Linked DNA regions of Homo sapiens: region 2 is linked to region 1. Evidence: read pairs that join two places in POLR2A ChIA-PET (ENCODE). Cell type or tissue: MCF 10A. All regions are shown on one strand. Each heading gives the region's core, and the rest is flanking DNA. Links, peaks and the distances in the headings are about the cores only. Region 1 holds the start of LINC02731 (long intergenic non-protein coding RNA 2731). Region 2 overlaps JAM3 (junctional adhesion molecule 3).

Region 1 (11,820 bases), core at 2,610-10,609:
TTCCCCACGCTCTTGCTGAAGCCAGGGCTCTGTCCCTGCCCTCCTGAGCTCTTGTCTACGTTGCTGCTCAGGCCGGCCTTCCCCTCCTTGGCTCCTTGGGTTGAGAGAGGCCAGACTTGCAGTCATCTTCGATAACTCTATTTCTCTTTTTCTTTCTCTCTTCCTCTTTCTCCCTCATTCTTATCTTTCCTCTTTCTCTTTCCCTTTAAATCCTTCCCTCCGTCTTCACCCACCTTCACCTCTGTCTTTGTGAAATCTAAATCTGCTTTACTCTAAGCGTTTCAATAATTCAGGCTCCACAGTCCCTCAGGTGCCCCCAGCCCTGCTCCTATACTCCCGTGGTTTCCCAACAGATCTGCCTGCTGCGGCTGTGCTCCGCTGGCCTCTGGGGCTCCCGCTCCCTGGGAGTCAGCTGGGCATCATGTTCCTGCACCTTTTCAGAAGATGACAAAGTGCAGGCTTGCAAGGGTGAATGTGGCTGCTAGAGAGGATTCACCTAAAATTCGAAGCCAATCCGAGGGAGGAGCTCAACGAGCCCTGGGTCTAGGCCCATGCAGTGTGTCCGAAGTTCTGATGAGCTCTTCCGGAAGGTGGGCCCTAGGCCACGATGCCCATCTCACTTGGGGTTGCCCTCCTGCATGGCAACCCTGGCATCTTACTTCCTCTTCCTCAGCCCCTTTGTGCCCTGTCTGGGCTGGGCCTCGACCACGGACATGGTTGGGGGCATGGGCTCTGCACCGAGGCTGCTCCAGGTAGAGTCCAGCTCACACTCTCTGGCTACGGGAGTTCATGCCTCTGCGCCTTCATCTCTTCAACTGTCAAAGGGAATAATAATACCTACGTCATGGGGTCCTTTGACATCTACAGAGCTTAAAACAGTGTCTGACAAGCACTTCATAAACGTTAGGTATTGGTACGTGACCCAAGTCAGCCTGCCCAACCTTTCTCTGTCTCCTTTTCCCCTCAGAAACACAGGGATGAGAAACTCTATTTCCTTCCTAAGGGAGTTTCTGGGGGATCAGAGCTGAGAGGCAGGCCCCAGCCCTACCTTCCCTGCCCCGTCTCACCTACTCTTTGCCCATGGGGGCACTTGTCTCTGGCCCCACCTTCTGTCCCCCCAACTGCCTGTGAGTCCTCTTCGGAGCTCTGGCCCAGCCTGAGCTGGACATGGGCGGAGAGGAGACTATTTTTAGCCCCAGACAGAAGCAGCAGCTGCACAACTGCCTCTCTGAGCTTGCCTGTCCACGGGAGGTTCAGCTAACGGGGGTGAGGCTGGTGGGGGAGGGCAGGAAGGCTGGCCCAGCCAGGGGCCCTGAGAACCCCAGCTTCCTCTCACCCCTCCCAGGAAAGGAGCCCTTTCTGTCCCAGGACGAGTTGCCCTCCCCTCCGGCCCCTAGCGTCTTAATCCCCAGTGATTTAGCAGCTAAGCTGTGGAGGCTGCAAAGTGGGGCAGGAGGGGAGGATCAAAGGGAATCCACAGAGAGGGGAGGAACCAGAGCCCGGCCTAAGGCTGGTCCGCCTGGTCCTTGCCACACTGGGAACTCTTCTCTTCTTGTCCCTGAGAACTCAGACTCCCAAGCTGCAGGCTCTGAGACAGTGAATTTTTAGTCCTGTTCTGTTTTCAGGCATTCACGTCACAAGGCAAGCTGAGCACATCCACCTGTGCTTTCTGGGAGCTCTGCGTCTGCATAGAAAGCAATGGGCTTCCCAAAGGTGCTGGGCAGTCGTGGGGTTCGATACAAACTGCATTTGATTGGGAGTTGGGGTTTGGCTGGACTGCCTTGATTTTCCCAGGGTGATCAGTCTTTAACACGAAATGAAAAAGGTCCTGAATGTCAACACTGATTTACAAAGTCATTCTTGGCCGGGCGCGGTGGCTCACGCCTGTAACCCCAGCACTTTGGGAGGCCGAGGCGGGCAGATCACGAGGTCAGGAGATCGAGACCATCCTGGCTAACACGGTGAAACCCCGTCTCTACTAAAAATACAAAAAATTAGCCGGGCGCGCAGGCGGGCGCCTGTAGTCCCAGCTACTCGGGAGGCTGAGGCAGGAGAATGGCGTGAACCCGGTAGGTGGAGTTTGCAGTGAGCCGAGATCGCGCCACTGCATTCCAGCCTGGGCGACAGAGCGAGACTCCGTCTTAATAAACAAACAAACAAACAAACAAACAAACAGAGTCATTCTTGCAATTCTTGCATCAGGGTTTCCTTAACGATGGCAATTCTGACGACTGCTGGAGACCAGGCAGGAGTGGGCATGGAAAGGGAAGTGCTGTGCAGACTAACAAATTAATCACATGTGTGTTCGCACCTGTGATTACGCGCAGGCACTGATCCAGGATCTAAGGATACCTTAGGTGAAGAGATAGACTAGACCCCTATCCTTGAGGAACTTACATTCTAGAGCATAGAAGCCCTTTCATGTTGCAAAATATATGCTCTTAAATCTAGGAAACAATCCAATGCTTTCATGTCTCTGAATGCTGCTACGGTGCCTAGCAGCTCGTTCCTAAAATCTGATTTCTCCCCAGCCTAGATTCTTGTTGCTTTAAGGAAATGATTCTCAATCTCTTCCATGGTGTACGTCTCTTTGTAAATCAATTAAAGCTGTGAACCCTTTTGCAGAAAAATGTTCAGAACACGGAAACATTCACAAACCTGCCTGCCGTTTGAGGGACTGTGGCTTTAGAAGTCCTGTCTTAAGTGTGGGAGGCAGCTGCCGCCTGTGCTGACGGCTCGGCCACCGCGTTTCCCAGCAAGAGCTTTGCAGCTGAATGTCAATCACAGTGCTCCACCACTGTGGATTAGAGGGAGCCGGCCACTGTTGCAAATCTGAACTAAAAACAATGTTTTAATTCTACCAAACTGTAGACAAACCCATTTGCAAAACTCCTAGCAAGTTATCATCTTCGTGTGGTCCCAGGTGAGCTCTGACCTTGGCCAAGTCCCTTCCTTGCTTTGGGTCTCAGTTTCCGGTTTGTGAAATGAGGGGGCGGAGGGAGCAGCGCCGAGGCCCCTTCCGGCTCTGCAGTGCCTCGAATTCTAGGCTGCTGGTGCGTCTTTTCCTGAGGGGAAACGGGGAGAAAGTGCAGCCTCAGGTGCTGGCCTTTCCCGGGAAGAGCTCCCCGCCGCCTTCCGCCGGCCCCACGCCTCCGCCCAGCTCCCGCCCACCGCCCTCCCCTCCGCGGCGCAGGAGGCCGGCCTGGCTCCAGGATGAAGCGGAGGTTGCCGCGGCGCTGGCCGGTTACGGCTTCATAAATCCCAGTTCCACGGGGGAGGGCCCAGCACGGCCCAGCACCCAGACGCTGAGGAGAAGTGGGGCTTTTCCGTGCGAGAGTGTGGGCGTGCCGGGCGCACGTCCGGGAAGGGGTGCTGAGGGCCGCCCTGCTCGGAGGAGACCCGCCCCTGCACCGCCCCTCCTCCCGCTCCCCTCCCGGGCCCTCTGGTTGGGAGAGTGGAGAAGAGTCGAGAAGAGTGGAGAAGAGTCGAGAAGAGTGGAGAAGAGTCGAGAAGAGTCGAGAAGAGTGGACAAGGCGAACCGTCTGCAGCGAGGCGGGGCTGGGGGGCGCGGGGAGGACGGGGTTCAGGCCGGTGTCGCTCTCAAGGGGCAGCCCTGGTGTCACCCCCACCCCCTCCCACGCTGAAGCCTTCCGGCCGAGCTGTGGCATCCACGCAAATGGGTGGGCCCAGGATTGGGTTTTCGGCTTGGCGGTGGGGGTGGGGGCGGGGGCGCGCGGCTAGAGACTGCAGGCTCGGAAGGATCAGATCTGTTAACTCCGAGTCCCTCCCTTGAAATCCGTGCCACCTTTCCCTTCCTCTTTCCCAGGGCCGCCTCGGCACCTCCAGGCCAGAATTTAAATGTTATCAGCGGCAATTGATCTGCTCGGGACTGAGGTTTCGGGTCCTCTGCGGAATTGGGAGGAGCGTGGATGGTGAAGGAGCTGCTGCACTGTGGCACGGGCTTGGCCGGGGCTGCCTGGCTCTGAGCAGGCTCGTGGGACGGCCCTGTAAGGACCCCACTGCAAGAAGGGCACAGAAGCACCTGAGTTGGCGTCTCAGCAGGGACCCCCCCAGGAAATGCCCTTCTACAGCTGGTACTCAAGCTCTTTACACACTTAGCCATCGCTATACACAGTCCACGCTTGTGCACCCACACCCACAAGCTTATGCTCACGTGCACTTTTTTTTTTTTTTGAGACGGAGTTTCGCTCTTGTCGCCCAGGCTGGAGTGCAATGGCGCCATCTCAGCTCACTGCAACCTCCGCCTCCTGGGTTCAAGAGATTCTCCTCCCTCAGCCTCTAGAGTAACTGGGATTACAGGCGCGCGCCACCACACCTGGCTAATTTTTGTATTTTTAGTAGAGATGGAGGTTTGCCACGTTGGCCGGCTGGTCTCAAACTCCTGACCTCAAGTGACCCGCCCGCCTTGGCTTCCCAAAGTGCTGGGGTTACAGGCATGAGCCACCGAGCCCGGCCTCACAGGCGGATTCTTGAATCCGTGTGTATAATTCTTCTCTTACAGTCATCCAGCAAACATGTACAGACCCTGCTCACGTTTCCACATAACCATCCTCGTCTTCCTTTTCTATCCTTCGGGTCCGCGCATTTGCCATCCATACATGTTACTGGATACAGTTAGCTGGAACATATGAAATGCCCTTTCCTAGCACACACAATGGATCTACGTATGTACAGGCCTAAAAACAGAATACACATCCTACATGACATGTACACATGTGCACACAGAAACAACAGCCTTCACGCCGTCTGCATATGCGGGCCATGCCCAGGTCCCAGGCACACAGGCCAGGCGACAGTCCACTTCATCACTCAATTGCCTGCTCTCTTTTCCTCACTCCTTCCTCAAGCAGCTGTCCGTGGGGGAGAGCCTCTGCTCCTAGCTATCGCAGTGTCTCTTCATTCTGAGTTGAGCATGGGAAACTGTGTGATGTAGGGAAGGATGGTGATACCAGGCCTCTGGGAGCCTGGGCTTCATAACACGCTATTTTGCTCATTTATTTTTGTATACCTTCACATGCCTTGTGAGGCCTTCCAGAAATAGATGTTCAAATCCTACCTCAGTTTCCTCATCCATAAAATGGATTAAAATACTATCTGCCTTATCTCCATTATGGCAATGTTGTGGGAATACAATTCAACATCTAAGAAAGCAGACTGCAAAGTGTAATATGCATGATGCTATAGGCTATCAGGGTGTGTCAAGAGCTGGCAAAGTCGGGGCAGCATTTTCCTGCTGTGAATCAGGCCTGTGCCGGTCGGTCTTGCTGAGGCCCTAGCCCAGGGCTTCATGAATCGCAGTAGAAATCTCACCCGCTCCTTTCCTCCGCCTGTGTCACCCTCATCCTCACTTTTGTCTGTCCCAGACATATGGCTACAGAGCCGACGGCTTGGGGAGGGCTAAGAGGGCCTTGGCACTGAGCGGGGCATCTGCCCTGGGCACGTGGGCACACAGAGGCTTGGCTCCCAGGCTTTTCTGAGGGCTTGCACCTGGGAAAGCTCCTCTCTGCTCCTGGGCACTGGGGCTGTGCCAAGCAGCTGAGTCCAAACAAGAGGCCCTGTGGTGTGGTGAGTTTCCCCGACCAGCCGGGGCTGCTTCCTGCACCTGTGTTACCCTGGGTAGGCATAGGGCTGTCAGAGGAAACCCCCAGTAGCACCTACACATCTATGATGGGCAGAGGAAGACCACATTTTTATCTAGTCCAGAGACCTCAATGCTTCAAGCCATGGTGGCTGGTAGGGGTTAGGGTAGCCCTGAAGGAGGGGAGGCAGGAAGCTGGGGCCAATGCCAGCATCAGAGGGAGGCCAGCAGTTGGCACAGCGCTGGCTTATGTCCAGCAGGAGCATGTGAGAGGTGAAGGCACCATTCTGCAGGAGGGCTGGCTGGCCTTGGGGCTTAGAACAGGCTCCAATTCAGTGCAGAGCCTTTATTCCTTTAGCTCAGCACGAACAAACCCAGGGTGGTGCTTATCTCCCTCAGTTTTATTCCTCCCCGGAGTGGTATTCAGAGAAGAAATTCCACTGGGACACCTGGTACTTGGTACTGCAGATGAGCATTTCTGGACATGCTAGGTGGAGGGGAGAGGCTGAGGCTGGGGTCCCAGGACCCTGGGTTCCCGCAAAACCTCAGGGCTCCCTGAAGTGAACGTAGGAACAAGCATGGATGGGTGGAAGAGGGCCTCTGTGAAGCCCATCCCCGGCCAGGCCCTGCTCTCTGCAGAGGTGATCTGGGTGACCCCCTCCCTCCTCCAGCTCTGCAGCAGCTCCCGGTTTCCAGCAGGGCTGGCCAGGAAGCCGTGGCCAAGAGGGAGCTGGGTAGACAGGGCCCAGAAGTCAGAGCAGTCAGGGGTGGAGCGTGCAAACTCTGCAAAGCTCTAGCCTGGCTCCACCCCTTGCCTGCCTGAAGCTCAAAAGGATGACATCACCCAGACTGAGGGCTCCAGCCTAGATGGGCTTCATTAGCAGGGAAAGCCGGCACCTGCAGGGCTCAAGGACTTCCCGGGTTTGCGGGAGGCGGTCCTCTGCTCCTCTTGTGAATCCGGTTCAGCTTTAGGGGTCTCTGCTCTGAGTCTTGGAGACAGCACGTGGCTATTCGGGCTTCCAAGTCTGGGGCTATGTTTCTTCTACCAGAGACCAATCTCTCGGGCACCAGCATAAGCACTCTTTCCTTCCACCCTGCCAAACGCTGCTTTTCCTTGCCAGCACCGGCTGCAGCTCCATGTTTCTGAGGCTCCGTGGAGAGGATTAGATCACTGATTCTAACCAGGCAGAGTCAGCCCACAGCAAACCTAATGTCCCCCTCCCTGTGGGCTCATGTACCCTCCCCAGCCCCCAAACCCTACTGGGTGCTTGTGTTGCCTGCTTGCAAAGCATATGCTTGGCTGCTTGCTTGGTGTCTGCTGTTTATCTGTCTCTTCCTACTGAACTTCTGTTTCTTCTTGGCCCATCTGGCTCCTGTGGTGCCCGTCTTTTGCTCGGATTGCGCCTGCAATCGACACTGTCCTCCCCACCCGCTTCCCCTCTACCCTCTTCCCTCCCAGGGCTTGCCTCTTGTGCACTTTGGGCCACTGGCAGGCACCCCTGACCTTGGGTGTGGGACCAGCGAGGACTGCCCCAGGCACAGTGGGGAGCCTGATGTCGGGGTGTCCCTGTAGTGTTCTGACGATGTCCTTTGTGGAGGGGCTTGAGGGGGTGTGGAGGGCAGTGTGGGAGTTGCCTTTGGACTGGGGCGAAGGCTAGGTCCTGGTGGAAACCTCCCTCTCCCTGGCCCTTCTGAGCTTCTTGGGGTGGGGGCACCACTCACACCAGACTATTGTAGAGTGATGGGAAAATGGCCTGTGGGTAGCAGCTGGAGAGAATGAGGTCAAGGAAGCCCCAAGGCTCCTCTGACCCAAAAACCAGGGTCCACTCAGATCCTTTCCGCTCAGAGGTTATGGCAGTCTGGTGGCTTGGGTGGCGGCAAGGAGCTGCAGATGCTCACATCCAGGCAGCCAGGGGTGGAGAGGGCTCTGGGCGTGGCAGCTGTGCCAGCAGTGCTGCCGGGGATCTGTCCCCACCCCGCCTCGTCCCAGCCTCTTGGCGCTAGTTCCCGTGCAGCCCAGACGTTTCTCCCCCTCTCGCCCCTCCCACAGCGTGCACACCCCTGCACATGCTCCCACCCGAGGAAGAGCTAAGCACACTGCAGCGGTTCACACTCACCCCTCCAACGCAGCCCGCTTCCTTCCGGGCGTGATGTGGCAGCTCATGGCTTCCCTGGGATTCACGAGGCCCTGGGAGGCAGACGGAGCAGGTGGGCGGAGCCTGGAGGAGGATGGAGGAGAAGAACCGGAGCCCCCACGGGGCAGGGCTGCCATTCGTCTGCCTCTCTGGACCAGGGTTGCTCCTCCAGGCTAAGGCCGGCTGCCGAGGAGGCTGTGCTGGGCCTGGAGTCAACAAGGATGCACGTGCTGGGGGCCATCAGCTGCTGCTCCCATACAAGCATCTGCTCCCACCAAACCCACAGGGCTTGGCTGCCAGGCCTTGCTGTGTGCCCACTCTGTGGCTCTGTTCTTTGTCTCTGTTGTTCCATCTGCCTGCTCCACCGGCTGCCTGGCTCAGCTCCTCTCGGCCTCTTTATTTCTCTCGGAATCTTCTTCCTGTTCCTCATTTCTCCCCATCCTTCTCCCCGTCTCTGTGCAACCACATTCATGCCCTGGTCTCCGAGACCTTCTTTCCTCCTCTGCCCTTATCAGTCATGCCTCTGTGTGCTTCTCTGCGTCTCCCCCATGTTCATTCTCCTGCTCTCTCTCTTGCTGCCTCTCATGCATATTCAGCAGCTCCTTGAAAACCCACCTAGCTTATTCTGCGTGTTAAATGCCTAGATCTGCTTCAGGCATGAGACTTCTTAGCCTCTAGCTCTAGGACGCCACCTCAGATCACAGTCTGTACTAATTGTGTAGAGGATGTTGGTGAGCCCACCTACCTTCCACCCAAGCATGGCTCACTCTACAAGTTCTCCTCTTCTGACCTGAAACAAGGCAGCCCCAAGGTGTGTCAGGCCCACAGCAAAAGCCATGGTGCACAGGAGGACGAGGACAAGGACGAGCACAAGGACGTCTCCTCTTAAAGAAACCCGAGGGCTTCAGTCCTGGAAATAAACGTAGGATCCAAAGTGTCTTCATCCTTTGGTGCTTTTACAGTCCGTTTTCATCCGCTCTATTATCCCCTTACAACTCCGTGGGAGGGGTATCAATGAAGCAGCTGTGGAGTTCAGACTAGAGGGCACTCCACCAGTGCGGCCCAGCATTTGAGGAACAGAGCTGGCATCAGAAACTTGGCTTCTGAATTTTTAGCCCTTGTCTGTGGCAGGTGAATGGACAGAAAGAGTCTGGAAAAACGCAGAAAGTGGCAACTGAGGGACAAGAGGACTCAGAAGCAGAGCAGAACCTGGGCTCAGCCCCCAGGGGAGGGTACAGAGATGAGGGAGACGGGGGAAGGCAGGAGAGGGCATGAGTGGCAGGCATCCGGCACCTTCTACCCCCTGTTTCCACCAGCCTTTAGGAAGAGAGGACTGGGGTGCTTGCCCTCACAGGTGACCCACATGTCACGTCACTCCCCGAGCCCCTGTGGCTTCTCCGTCTCCTTTCTCTGCCCTGTTATCTGGCCTCATGGTTTCTTCTCTGCTCCCATCTTCTCTCTCCTTCCCACCTGCAGATCACCTGCCTGCCTTTCCCCTTCATCCTGGGGGCCCAGCCCTTTCCTCTGCCCCAGTCCCCTCCCGTCTTTCTCATCCACCGACCTCTCTATGCTCCCCACCGTCCTCCTCCTAAGCCCCACCTGGCATTTGTCTTCTCACTGCCAAATGAGCCAGCGTGGGCTCGAGGTAGCCAGGAGCAGGGTGGTCGCAGTTCTCCACAGCTCCTGACCCTGGCCTGAGCCCCCAGGGAGCTCCCACGCACCTCTTCCTTATGAACACTGGGGGCGCTGGAGGCTCAGCCCCCGCCCCACGCATACCTGGGGCAGGCTTGCTTTCCAGCCCTTGCAGACTCACGAGGGGCCTCATTCTGGGACACGTTGGCAGCTGTGGGGTCGACACACCTCTTCTGCAGGGAGGGCTCCCGACACTTCCGTCCTCTACCTGCACAGCCGGCCTCCATTAAACACACGCCTCAGCCGGCCTGGAGACTCCATTTCTATCTCCCTGGCGTGGCTTTTCCTCCACCACCAGCTGCTTCCTAGTTTTTACTTGAGGCTCCTGGGACATTGTCCTAATTTTTTCTTCATTTTTCTTTGTATTTGTCTAGGAAAAAAAAAATCAACCCTAAGAAACCCTTGAAACCACACTATGTGTTTTAAACCCTTGACCCCACCACAGAGGACTCTAACGTTGGCCTGGGCCACTTTGCCTGGTCCCCAGGTCGGGAGTGAGCAGCAGGTGCCCTTGGCTCTCTTTTATCTCTTTTATTCCCCTTCTTCTGTGGAACCCCCTCTTGTTGTGTCTGGAGCTCTGGGCTCTGTGCAGTATAAGGAGTCCAGGAGAGAGCTTGAGATGTGAGCTTCCCAGAACACCAGGTGCAGGGGATGTGACACGTTAGGGGAGGAGAGAACTCAGTGGGGAGAAGCAGTTTCTCCCTCTAATTTCATATAGAAGCCGAAAGAGCTCGGTTAAGTCCAGCTTAGTTCAGCTGGGTCCAGCTGTGAGGCTTTGGGCCCCTCACTAAATCTCCCTGAGCTTCAGGTTCTTATCTGTAAAGAAGGAGCAATAATAACCCTGTCCCGCAGGATGGTTGAGAAGATTAAATGAGAAACTACAGGTGCAAGCCCTTCGTAAATTATAAAGAGCTCTAGAGAAGTTATTATTTATGGAGCAGATGTGGAGTATTTAGGCGTCAAGACTAAAGGAAGAGAGGATATGGCAAGCAGCATTTACTCGCTAAGAGGTTTAGGAGGGAATTCTGAGAAAGAACTCAGGAGCGTGAAGACTGCTCGAAGCCCAGGGGCCTCAGGAGAGGGGAAGGCACAGCTCCACTGCCCCACGCCCTCCATATGCTACGAGTGCCATCGTTTGCTTGTACAGACACTGCTGGCATGTTACAACCCTTGCATTGAGACTCTTGTGTTGGGGTATGGAAATGCAGGAGCCAGGTTGGCACATCCAGGTGCAAAGCTGAGGTCCCCACAGGAGAGAGCATGGGTGGTGAGTTTGTGAAGTGGAGTGCTGATGTCTGGAGCAGCTTGACTTCCTCCCTGGATGAGGAGACAGAAGACAGGCTTAACACTCAAAGACAGACACCAAAAACATGATGTCACTATAAAATTAACAACTGAAGTAGGTAAAAGAAACTTTAAAACATTAAAAGGCATTAAAAAAATCCTTTATCTTCCCCCCCTGCATGAGGGCAGTGGGCTGTCTTTAAAGCTCCCATCTGTGCTGGATCCTTGTGGAATTGTTAAGTTCCTCTTGGACAAGGACCTTGTCATTTTGGATTACATTTCTGCGCAGTGCCTTGCAGACATATCCACTTAATAGATATTACTTGACCGAGTGATTGGAAAAGAGCAGAACAAAGAGAGAGAGAAATGAGAGGTGAGCTGTTTTTATGTAAGCCATTGTGTAGGAGACTTGAGCATTCCAGCTTCGGTGCTGATTGAGGCACAATTTAAATCTGACTTCTTGCCTGAAAAGAAAAGAAGTCATAACACCAACAAACCAACTGCCTTGTACTCTTTCTATTTTGGCAGGGTCTGGATAGGATAGAAACATTGGGCTGTTGGGGTTGGAAGGCATGTCAGTAGGGGCAGGGAGGTATGGAATACATATAAGGAAGTTCCAGAGCTCAGAGAAGCAATTTAGAGAATCTGAGTGGACTAGTTGGCCCAATTACTACAGAAGAGGAAACTGAGGCCCAAAAAGGCAAACTGTCTTATTCCAACCCACCTTGCTTTTTGGTGGCAGAAATGGGAACAGAACATAAGTCTTCTGACTCCTAATCCTGAGCCCTTCCAATGACTGCAAACTACCTCCCAAGAATTGGTCTCAAAGAGGGACATAGCACCCAAACCAGGCTGAGCCTGAGGTCTACTTCTGGCCTGGAGAGGAAAAGTCAGACGGAGACAGAGAGCCCATCCCACAGAATGATAATAGCCTCTTGGGGTGTGTGCTTCCCCAACCCCACCTTCCCCATGATCCTGGCAAGGGCTGTGGATGTCAGAGCTTCTCCTGGGGAATTGGAGATCAGAGAGGAAAGTTTGGAGAGGGTTCACCCTGCAATGGGGCCAGGCCTGGGACCGAGACCCCATCTGCAGGCTTTCCTGATGACCCCT
Region 2 (11,820 bases), core at 2,196-10,195, 86 kb before region 1:
GGAAAATGAACCCATCGGGGTGCTTTTTCTGAAGAGGCCTGTCAACCAGCTTGTAGGACTGATGTCTAATGTAGAGAAAAAACAAAGCAGACACTGTGCTTTCTCCTACCAACATTTTGATAATTAGCAAAGCAGGAAGGAGCTACAGGATGAGCACACAGTGCTGCTGGGACTTGAACGAGCTGTACATTCTCCTGAGTATTGTCGGGGCTCACATTCTGTGCTGCGTCTCACAGCACGTTCTCAACACCGATTCAGCTTCCCAGCATCCATCGATGGAAAGATGACTACACTCATGTCCCAGACAGGGGATCGGATGCTAGCGAGGTCAATGGCTACAAGTACAAAGTAAAAACCAGAAGCTGGGAGTTTTGCCTCTTACTCCCTACTTCTTGCTTTATTGTATAATCTTATAAGAAGAAATACAATATTAAAATCTATCCAGAACTAAAAAAGAAAGCAACAAATAAAGTGGGAAGAGGATCTGTACGAAAAGGAAAACATGAATCAGACCTTGAAGCCTAAAAGGAGATCCCATTGTTTGAGTAAAACCCTATCTTGGATGAGTCTGCAAGGGAAGCGACCTAAAAAAAGCCTCTGACATGATGTGCAGCTGGCACCGTCATCTTCAACACAGCCATCTCTTCCTTCCAGGGAAGATGTGGAACTAAGTTGAGAGAGAGAAGAGGGGGCGGGAGCTGCTTTTGGCTGCCCGTGCAGCGGCGGTGGCGGCGGCACGATCGGCCGGGCTGTAGCCGTTGTCCGTCCGGGAGCGGCTGGAGCAGCAGTGGCGGCGGCCGTGCACCTCGGGAGGCGACACCACAGGGCAGCGGCGGCTGCAGGAGCAGCAGCAAGACAGACTCGTGGAGACGCGCCGCCGCCACCGGGCGGGTGTCGCGCGCTGAGGCTGGGGGGTGTCGTCGCCGCTGCCGCAGAGGTAACTGAGGAGAGGGGCGCCTCCTCGCTCCTGCCACCGCCGGACTTCAATGCCCGGTCCCCGCTCGCCAGCGTTTTTCGTTGGAATATACGTTGCACATTTACGGCGATTCTGAGTGTGAGGGCAGACTTCTGCCGGGCTCAGCACAGCGTTTTCGCTGACAAGCTTAGAGGTTCTATGTGCCATAATTAACACTGCCTTGAACACTCCTGGACACACCGACCGGCCTCAGAAATAGCTGGCTTTTTTTTTTAATTGCAAGCATATTTCTTTTAATGACTCCAGTAAAATTAGGCATCAAGGAAACAAGTGGAAAGCGACCTACACTTTTAACTTGCCTCACTAGTGCCTAAATGTAGTAAAGGCTGCTTATGTAGTTGGATTTTTTTGGAGTCCGAAGGTATCCATCTGCAGAAATTGAGGCCCAAGTTGAATTTGGATTCAAGTGGATTCTAAATACTTTGCTTATCTTGAAGACAGAAGCTTCATAAGGAATAAACAAGTTGAATAGAGAAAACACTGATTGATAATAGGCATTTTAGTGGTCTTTTTAATGTTTTCTGCTGTGAAACATTTTGATTTATTGATTTCTTTCACTTTTCCCATCACACTCACACGCACACTCACATTTTTCATTTGCCATAATGAACCGTCCAGCCCCTGTGGAGATTTCCTGTGAGAACATGCGTTTTCTTGTAACTCACAACCCTACCAGTGCTACTCTCAACGAGTTCCCAGAGGAACTTAAGAAGTATGGAGTGATGACTTTGGTTCGAGTTTGTGATGCTACGTATGATAAAGCTCCAGTTGAAAAAGAAGGAATCCACCTTCTAGATTGGCCATTTGATGATGGAGCTCCACCCCCTAATCAGATAGTAGATGATTGGTTAAACCTGTTATAAACCAAATTCTGTGAAGAGCCAGGTGGCTGTGTTGCAGTGCCTTGTGTTGCGGGATTGGGAAGGGCACCTGTGCTGGTTGCACTTGCTTTGATTGAATATGGAATGAAGTACGAAGATGCAGTTCAGTTTATAACACAAAAAAGAAGGGGGGCCTTCAATTCCAAACAGCTGCTTTACTTGGAGAAATACTGACCTAAGATGTGATTACGCTTCAGAGATACCAACGGGCACTGCTGTGTTCAGTAGAAAGAAATGTAAATGAAGGCTCACTTGATTGTGGCATTTAGAGGGAACCCTTGGTACCTGGAAATGTGAATCTGGAATCTTACCTGTGTCATCAAAGTAGTGATGGATTCACTACTCCTCAACCACTCTCCTCATGATTGGAACAAAAGCAAACAAAAAAGAAATCTCTCTATAAAATGAATAAAATGTTTAAGAAAAGAGAAAGAGAAAAGGAATTAATTCAGTGAAGGATGATTTTGCTCCTAGTTTTGGAGTTTGAATTTCTGCCAGGATTGAATTATTTTGAAATCTGTCTTTTTAAACTTTTTCAAAATAGGTCTCTAAGGAAAACCAGCAGAACATTAGCCTGTGCAGAACCATCTGTCTGGGGAGCACACTCTTCATTATGCTTGGCACATAGATCTCCCTGTGGTGGGATCTTTTTCCCTTTTTTGGGGGGGGGGGGGTGGTGGTGTATTTTTCTCCTTTTTTCCTTCCTCTCCTACATGTCCCTTTTTCCCCTGATGCAAGTTGTAGATGGAATAGAAGCCCTTGTTGCCGTAGATGTACGTGCAGTCTGGCAGCCTTAAGCCCACCTGGGCACTTTTAAATAAATAAACAAACAAATAACTAAATAAATAAAAGCAGTGACATATAGATATATTATATGATCCAGGTGGTTTTTAGTCTTTACTGATGAAAGGGTGTTCATGTTAGCTTCTTTTCCTCAAAACCCTATCTAATACTAGACAAAGTAGCCAAGAGCCTTTTGTTTTATTTTGATAAATTAGTGGGGAAATGGCATTTTAAGAGGAGTCTCTTCTCAAAGAAGTTAGCTGAGAGTTGAATTCTTCTCTTCCCTAACCAGTGAAACTAAGTGGATATCCCAGAAACTTGTCTTCTAAAAGGGAGGACTCCAGGCCATCAACAAAGATGTCCAGGCAGTGGGCCTACTTTCTACACCCTGTACAATTGTGGGCTGTAGCGTTACTCTGATTTTCTGTCTAGTATCAGAGAATGCTGGTAGCTTAAAATTTTTATTTTAGGACTTGTACTGTGAATGTTCAGAAACGGTCAAAGAAATAGCAGCGAATTCACATATTTTCGACTTGAGAAATGCTTGTGGTGTTTTCCAAACTGCCCCCTATATGTAAAGTTCAGTTTAACCATTGATTGCCTTGTTATTACTAGGTTCTTTTGAGATTAAAAAATATCCCTGGTTTAAAACCAGCGATGATGCCTAGTGAGTATGTGTCCACAGGCCATAACAGGGTAGAAAAGCAACGTTGGGCAACGCAGTGAGTAGCGCAGGGACTGTGTTGCTGGTGAAGCGGTGTAGCAGCATTTCTGCAGATTCTTGGCTGGGTTTAGTGGACTGATCCAGAAGAGGTGTTTTTCTGATCCTTTGTGGAAGGCAGTTACGATCAGGCTGCATGGACAAAGCAGGTAGAGGGGTACCATCAGGGGCTCTTGCACTATTTTTACCTCTAAATATTACATTCTCAGTAGTGCCCTGCTTCTAAGGCTCTGAATACAGGCTTAAAGTCATCTTATCTTGCTGGAATTTGCTGTGCAGAGCCATAAGCCTCCCATTTTGTTAGCGTCAGCTAGGCCAGTAGGAACAGACCGGGACCTTGTCTCACACTGATGATACCTCAAATGTTGGCCGGCTATGTGAACTGCCTATTTCCTATTGCTGGAGTTTTGATTTTTAACTAAATACAAATCTGTAGATTCTCTCTTCTCCCATCCCAGAAAACAAAACAAAATAATGCTTTCTGAAATTGTTTCTGGGACTTAAAAGTAAAAAAATAATGGTATATCCAAAATTCTCCATTTCAAAACACAACAACAGATTCCATTAATATAGACTCAAGATCAAAACAGCACACGTGCTAAGCTAAGGTAGACAGTGTTGACTCCAAGTGTTTTGATCAATACCATGACAAACCTTTTCCCTTTGACACACTCTGAATTTTGTTTGGGAGGAGGGTGTGTGTGTGTGTGTGTGTGTGTGTGTGTGCGCACACATGCACGCAGTGTCCATCAGTATCAGTGCCTGCCCAAGTTAGGAAAATTACATTCCTGGTTCTGTATTGAGGAGAAGGATGTATAAAGCAACATGAAACATTAGCCCTCATTTTCTTTTAAATTAAAGACTAATGTTAATTGTTCTCAAAACTGGATTTTTTTCCTTAAAATTAAAGGAATCTTTTTCTTTTGGATTTAATGAAGTATTGCTAGCTGAAGCCAGTTTGACATAGAGAGATGTCAGAATGATTTGAAAGGTGTGCAGCCTGATTTAAAACCAAACCCTGAACCCTTTTAAAGAACAACAAAACATGTTTTACATGCTCAAAAAAAAAAAGGAGGGAGCTGGCAGATGGGAATGATAAGGCAGGAGAGGAAATGAGGAAATACTGACTCGCTTCTGCTCACAATGGCCTTCCTAGCTCACACGGCTCCTCAGATTCTTCTCTGGAACTACTGTGTTCTGTTTCCCCTTCCCTTTCCTAATTTGGAACAATTTTAGCAGCTGTGGACAACAACTGCAGTTTCTTATTTCAGTTTTGAGAGACCTTCCGGAAACTCTGCCAGAGTCTGCGGATCTGATGCCAGACAAGTTATATGACAATCACTTCGCTTGTTTAAAATACCATTTCCCAACCCACCTCCTCACGCCCTGGAGCACAGTCCCCCAGTTCTAACTCAACAGGCTGGGAAAGGTCTGGATCTGCACTGTCCCCAGCCTCTGGAGTGACGCTATGCACAGCCCCATTTGGGATGCCCTACTGAGGCACTCCTTCTGTGGGGGCCAGACCCAGCATCTGCGGTTGGTGCACAGAAACACAGCTCTATTGTTGAGCATGAGGATGACGCCTGCTTTCCTGTACTATTCTGAAGAGTTACTGGCTATAAAATGCTTCTACAGCTTCAGGCAAAAAGAACTAACATAAAATATTATTAAAACAATACATTTAAGCCATAACAGATATTGAGGTAATGTTAGTCTCAGCCCACAAATTTCCTGATTCCATAGAGCCTGGCTCATTTTGATGGATTTTGCTAAGAGTTTTCACATAATGGCGTGAGCATCCTGAAGCAGAGTGAGGGTCCATGAAAAACTGAACTCCCAGATTCGTCAAGGTTTGAATGTGCAAACTCCCCGTCCTCTTTCCTTGTGGTAGTGAAACTCATCGGAATAGCAGAGCAGACTTGTTGACTCATGAACAGAATGCTGGGGCACTGGGAGACGGGAGGCTTCCAACATTAACAATGGCTACTAACATTTAACTGCAGAGATGCTGAGAGAAAAATCAATGGTTGTCTTAGCTTTCCACGAAAAATTAAATTAATTTGGGTTTATACTCATTACAGTAAGCCAAGAAGGAAAAGAAGTTCTTTTAGAAAATGTTTCCACTCTGAATCTGATGTGTTGCTCACTAAGAACTAGTTTATGCATGTCTGGCTCTCTAAGGAGTTATATTTAGCTTGCTGGCATTCTGTCCAGTTTGTCTCTTGCTCAAAAGACATTTTTCCTTGACCAGGACTCACGTCAGCATGCATTACTGCGAGGCTGCACTAGCCGCTGAGGCTCAAGCCTAAACATACAACGGCAGCGCAGGCTTTCTAGTGGAGAAAGGCTACATGTTTACCCTTCACAGCAGACCGCTGCTGTACAGCTGCTTCGCAGAGTCTACCCTAGAGAAGAATATATCCCATAAAATAGCATCTTTGCAGCAATGTCTTAGTTCCTTCACCAATTTTTTAAGGAATTTAAGAGAAAATGGGGGGTGGGAGGTGGGGGTGGATAAAGAACACATATCAGCATTTTACAGACCCACTCACCCATACACACAGCAAAGTATATAGTAAATCGATCAAATATGGGTTCTGACAAGAGCACAGCCAGCTGAAGTCCTGGTTATATTTTGTGACCTGGCTTAACTAAATGGTTATATACAAAACAGACCATTGAAAATGAAAGTACAAAAAGACCCAACCAAGTATCATGGAATTCCAAATAAACCTAGCTGTGAGGGTTAATTTTATGTGTCAACTTGGAGGGTTTTTAAGATGAGATTAACATTTAAATTTGTGAACTTTCAGTAAAGCAGACTGCCCTCCATAATGAGGGCGGGCCTCACCTGATCATTTAAATAAAACACAAAGACTGGCCTCCTCTCCAAGAGGAAACTCCTCCAGCAGACTGCCCTGCAGACTTCACTGGCATCGTCGACTCTCCTGGGTCTCCAGCCTGCTAGCCCATACTGCAGATTCTGAACTCACCAGCTTTCTTAATCGTGTGAGTCAATTCCTTATAATACATCTCTATCTCTCTATCTCCTAATAGTTCTGTTTCTCTGGAGAATCCTAAACACTAATACTCTGGCAATGGCACTTCTTAAAAGAAAAATCTTAAGTCATTTCACTGTATAGACATTATATGAAAAGCTCTTCCAGTGGCGATCCTAAAAGCTGAGTCAGAGCAGTACCATGTAACACCCCAGGGTTAAGCCAGCAGGAAGACCTCAAAGCAGGTGCTATTTCTTTGAGTGTACAATCTTTTCTTTCTATTTGATTCTATCATTTCCAAACCCAAACCACCAAAGACTTCTTGCCAGTCGTGCTGACTCATGCCTGTGATCCCAGCACTTTGGGAGACTGAGGAGGGCAGATCACTTGAGATCAGGAGTTTGAGACCAGCCTGGCCAACATGGCGGAACTCTGTCTCTACTAAAAAAAAAAATACAAAAATTAGCCGATGTGCTTGCTTGAACCCAGGAGGTAAAGGCTGCAGTGAGTTGAGATCATGCCACTGCATTCCAGCCTGAGCAACAAAAGCAAGACTCTGTATCAAAAAAAAAAAAAAAAGATTTCTTGAGCACAAATCTGATTAATCCAGTCAGATAACACCAGAGTAAAACTCCACCTAGCAGCCACCTTAAATAGAAGTGTTCGAAGAAACGGCTAACCTGGAAAGACCGTTAACCAACCCCGCTCTCATCTCCAATTGAAAGGCTTTTAAAGCATAAGTGGAAAGTCCAGGATTATCATGGGGAGGAAATTATTGCCATGTTAATCGAAGCTATGAGGAAAGACAAAAGAGAAAGGGAATGGCTGGGTCTTATATACACTTTCACCATCAAACCACCAAGTAAAAACGTGGATAAAATATCAAAGAAGGAGTGGTGGCAGGGAGAGAGGAGGAAGAGTAAAGGCAGGGTGAAGGCAGCAGAGCAGACAAGGTTGGGGTTGGTGGGAGACAGGCAGGGGGAGGCCAGAGACAAAGAGAGGACAGAGAGGAGGAAGTGAGAATAGCCTGAAGGACAGCACCACTTCCATTGTAGTGGTGCAATGACTTCCCAGTGTTTTCAGTAACTCAGGGAGAACCTGTGCAAAGGAGATGGAACTGTACAGCACTTGGCTTGACTCACCATGGGCTCAGTTCTACACTGAAATAATGGAAATATAAAAATGATGGGTGGAGGGAGGGTCACCATCTTTGCATGAGCCTGGCACTGTTACTTTTTCTAACTGCAGACCAGTCAGACCAATTATAAAATATTCTTGGCTCTAAAGCACAGATGAACACATAAAATCCTCCTGCCTGTTGCCATGAGACCCATCTTAGAGGTACTGAGGCATGACAAATGTGTATGACTAAACACAGAACATGTGTCAAGGCATATTCTTGTTCAGTAAAATAACTCATTTGGAAATACATTATCCCTAATATTTGCCCTGAGCATAAGACCTTGGCATGAAGCTACTTTCTGTGTGAGCCCAGTCCCATAAACACTATTTGCATGTGATTACAGATTCTGGTATCAGAATTCCAAGAGAGGAATGTGTGCTCTCATATGCTACAAAAAAATAATTCAAAGTTACACCTGCATTCCAACTGCAGACATTCTGCATTAACCCCCATCCAGTATAGCCTCTTTAGGGCTCACAGTACCCTTCGGAGGTACATGGAACTAGCCTTCACTGTTATCTTGAAGACAGTGCAGGAGTGATCACCCTTCTTCAGAATCTGAATGGATGAGCTACTTCAGGAACCGAACTTGAAAATATAAGGGAATCTCACCTATCAAAGACCATTGCATGGAAGACAGGGACCAGTTATTCGTTTGCTTTGTTTCACTCCACTGTCATATCCCACTGTCATATCAACAAGAGGAAACATATTCAAGCTGCAAAACCTGGGCTTTAGGTTTAACATGTTAAAGGAAAAATAAATATGCTATAAAATATTCCAGTGGTAACTGGGATGCTGAAGGAAAGTGGAAGGGGTGGTGGTATTTACAAAACAGTTGAATTCTGAGATGTTCACATCAGTTTTACTGCAGTCTCTCCTGAGGTAGAACAGACTGCAAACTACCAAATATTTCTCTCTAATAAGGGAAGACATCAAGACAGCTTTACTTCTTCCCCGCCAATTTGGATTGTTTTTCTTTTTTTGAGATGGAGTTTTTTGCTCTTGTCGCCCAGGCTGGAGTGCAATGGTGTGATCTCAGCTCAGTGCAACCTCCGCCTCCCGGGTTCAAGCAATTCTTCTGCCTCAGCCTCCTGAGTAGCTGGGATTACAGGTGCCCACCACCATCCCCGGTTATTTTATTTTATTTTATTTTTTGTACTTTTAGTAGAGACAGGGTTTCACCATCTCAGCCAGGCTGGTCTCAAACTCCTGACCTCAGATGATCCACCCACCTCAGCCTCCCAAAGTGCTGGGATTACAGGCATGAGCCACTGTGCCTGGCCGTGGATTGTTTTTTTTTTAAGTTTCTTTTTCATGCCTGGTTGTATTGGCTAGAACCTCCAATATGGTGTTGAGTAGAAATGGTGTGAGCAGATATCCTTGTCTTGGTTAAACAAATAACTATAAATACGTTGTAGGTAATGACAGCCAAGTTTCTCACATCAAAGAATGAATATGCAAGGGGAAAATGCTAGAATTAACCCTGTAGTGCTGAATTTGAGTCAGACATACCACTATAAACTAATGTTTATTTTAACATAGATACAAATAGAGAAATAGTATAGATATGTGTGTATACGTGGATATAAATACATGTATCTCCTAGCCCTGTTCACCGAGAGCCTAGAAGCAGTGACACCTGATAACCAAAAGCATTTCTAGTACCCAGGTCTAGTTTCCCATATACCATTCTCTAGTAAAAAGAATCAGGGCTCCCTGAAAAATGGCTGATTCTAGGACAGGGAAAATACAAGATAAGCCTGGAGCACCCTGTAGTGTCAGAGAGCAAGAAAGTGCTAAAAAACAAACAACGACAAAAAATCCCAGCCACCTGAAAGAGCTTCCAGTGGCCAAAGCTGGAAGATTTTAAGAAAAAAAATTATGATACTATTGGATTATAATACAAAGAATACAATACCCATAAATCCACACTAATATGCATAAATGATGAATAAGCAAATAAATGAGAGACAGAGGCCAAATTTTCTTTACAGGAGAATTACAATGAACAAATGTAGAAAGAATAAGGGAAATAGGAAATAATCATTAGAACACCATAGTAATAACTGCTATAGGGAACATCCACTAATGACTGCCAATATTCATGAAAAAACTTTATCAGAATACTTGAATAGCCTCATAACATCTTATCCACCGAAATATTTATTAATTATTATGGTAATTTTAGCATACATCCACAAATTATCTGATTCTCCTCCCTCCAGGAAGTGAAGCTTAATTTCCATCTCCTTGAGTGTGGGCTGAACTCCTAAAAAATAGAAAGGGAAAAAGAAACATACTAACTTTACAGTGGAGAAACCTTGTAGACACCACCTAAACCTAGTGATCAGGGTAGCAATACCAGCAACATGTCATGATGATATTATATACCCTTTGATATGATGAGAAGGGCACTGCACTTTTATGGTATCTATCCCCTCCTCCAATTTTTTATTTATTTATTTTGAGACATGGTCTCATTCTGTCACCCAGGCTTGAGTGTAGTGGCGCAATCATGGCTTACTGCAGCCTCAAACTCCTGGACTCAAACCATCTTCCCACCTTGGCTTTCTGAGTAGCTGGGACTACAGGTGTGTGCCACTATGCCTTGCTAATTTTTTTTTTTAAGAGACAGGATCTCACATGTTACCCAGGCTGGTCTCAAACTCCTGGGCTCAAGTAATCTTCCCACCTCATTCTCCAAAAGTGCTGGGATTACAGGCATTAGCCGCACAGCACCTGACCCCCTCCCCCAATCTATAAACCAAGTCTAATCATGAGAAAACATCAGATAAACTCAAATTGAAGACTTTCTGCAAAACACCTAACCACTACTCTTTAAATATATCAAGGTCATAAGTTATAGCTAATAAACCAACAAAAAAGACCAAACAAAGTTACCCAATAGAAAAGAAGGCATAAAAAGAACAAAAGAACAAAGAACAGATGAAACAAAGGAAAACAAATGCAAGAGAAAAGACTTAAACCTAACTATATCAGTAAACGCAATGTAAATAGTCTAAACATCCCAATTAAATGGCATATATTGTTAGATTAGATTTTCTCCTAAAAAAGCAAGGCAACTTTAAATATAAAGATACAAAGCTTCAAAATAAAAGGATGAAAAAAGATATACTAAGTTAACACTAGCCAAAAGAAAAGTGGAGTGGCTATATTAGTATCAAAGTATATTTCAGAGCAAAGAATATTACCAGGGATAAAAAAGGTTAGTTCATAATGATAAAGGAAGTCATTTCATAACAATAAATTTAAAAATCGATAAAGAGGTCAATTCATCAAAAGAACATAAAAATTCTAAACATGTATGTACCTAGTAACAGAGCTTCAAAATATATTATGCAAAAACTGAAAAGAACTGCAAGGAGAAATAAACAAATCCATAGGATTCTTTGTTCGAGATTTCAACACTACTCTCAATAGCAGAACAAGTGGACAGAAAATCAGTAAGAATGCTGATTTTTAAAAATTCTATCGACTAACTTGACCTACTTCACATTTATAGAACACCTAACCCAAAGACAGCAGAATACATATTTTTGACAAGTGCAAATGGGACATTTACCAAGGTAGACCATATTCCGAGCCATAAAACAAATCACAATACGTTTTAAAAGATTCAAGTCATACAAAGTTTGTTTTCTGACCACAGTGAAATTAAAATAGAGATCAGTACAGAAAGGCATCTGAAAAATCCTAATGTTTGGAAACTAACACATTTCTCAATAATCTGTAAGTCAAAGAAGAATCAAAAGGGAAATTAAAAAGTGTTTTAGCTTGGTCCTGGTACCAAAAGAGAGATAGAGACCAATGGAACACAACAGAGCCCTCAGAAATAATACCACACATCTACAACCATCTGATCTTTGACAAACCTGACAAAAACAAGAAATGGGGAAAGGATTCCCTATTTAATAAATGGTGCTGGGAAAACTGGCTAGCCATATGTAGAAAGCTGAAACTGGATCCGTTCCTCACACCTTATACAAAAATTAATTCAAGATGGATTAAAGACTTAAATGTTAGACCTAAAACCATAAAAACCCTAGAAGAAAACCATTCAGGACATAGGCATGGGCAAGGACTTCATGTCTAAAACATCAAAAGCAATAGCAACAAAAGCCAAAATTGACAAATGGGATCTAATTAAAACTAAAGAGCTTCTGCACAGCAAAAGAAACTACCATCACAGTGAACAGGCAACCTACAGAATGGGAGAAAATTTTTGCAACCTACTCATCTGACAAAGGGCTAAT

The links. ChIA-PET counts read pairs that join two places held together with the same protein. Peaks named below come from ENCODE experiments on the same cell type or tissue, not always from the same donor. Only the 100,000 strongest peaks of a DNase experiment are listed, where the experiment ranks them.
Region 2: POLR2A ChIA-PET joins it to region 1 with 13 read pairs; 4 of 35 experiments call an interaction of 5 or more read pairs at or near these places.

What each region holds. Positions count from the first base shown.
Region 1 is chr11:134,028,757-134,040,576 of GRCh38, reverse strand. It overlaps LINC02731 (long intergenic non-protein coding RNA 2731), which reads right to left and starts at 8,305. Exons shown (of 3, transcript NR_027276.1): 1 at 7,717-8,305; 2 at 2,936-3,065; 3 at 1-815. RefSeq lists silencers at 3,024-3,313, 3,394-3,603 and enhancers at 2,748-3,719, 6,786-7,513, 7,514-8,241, 8,942-9,441. In MCF 10A, for the core only: no CTCF peak of the experiment used is centred there; DNase peaks (open chromatin) are centred at 5,276, 5,526, 5,846 and 6,406.
Region 2 is chr11:134,114,089-134,125,908 of GRCh38, reverse strand. The region is part of intron 1 of JAM3 (junctional adhesion molecule 3); the gene reads right to left. It also overlaps the pseudogene PTP4A2P2. Among named protein-coding and RNA genes, the nearest start is that of SNORD153, 31 kb to the left of the region's middle. RefSeq lists enhancers at 295-831, 832-1,370. In MCF 10A, for the core only: no CTCF peak of the experiment used is centred there; a DNase peak (open chromatin) is centred at 5,578.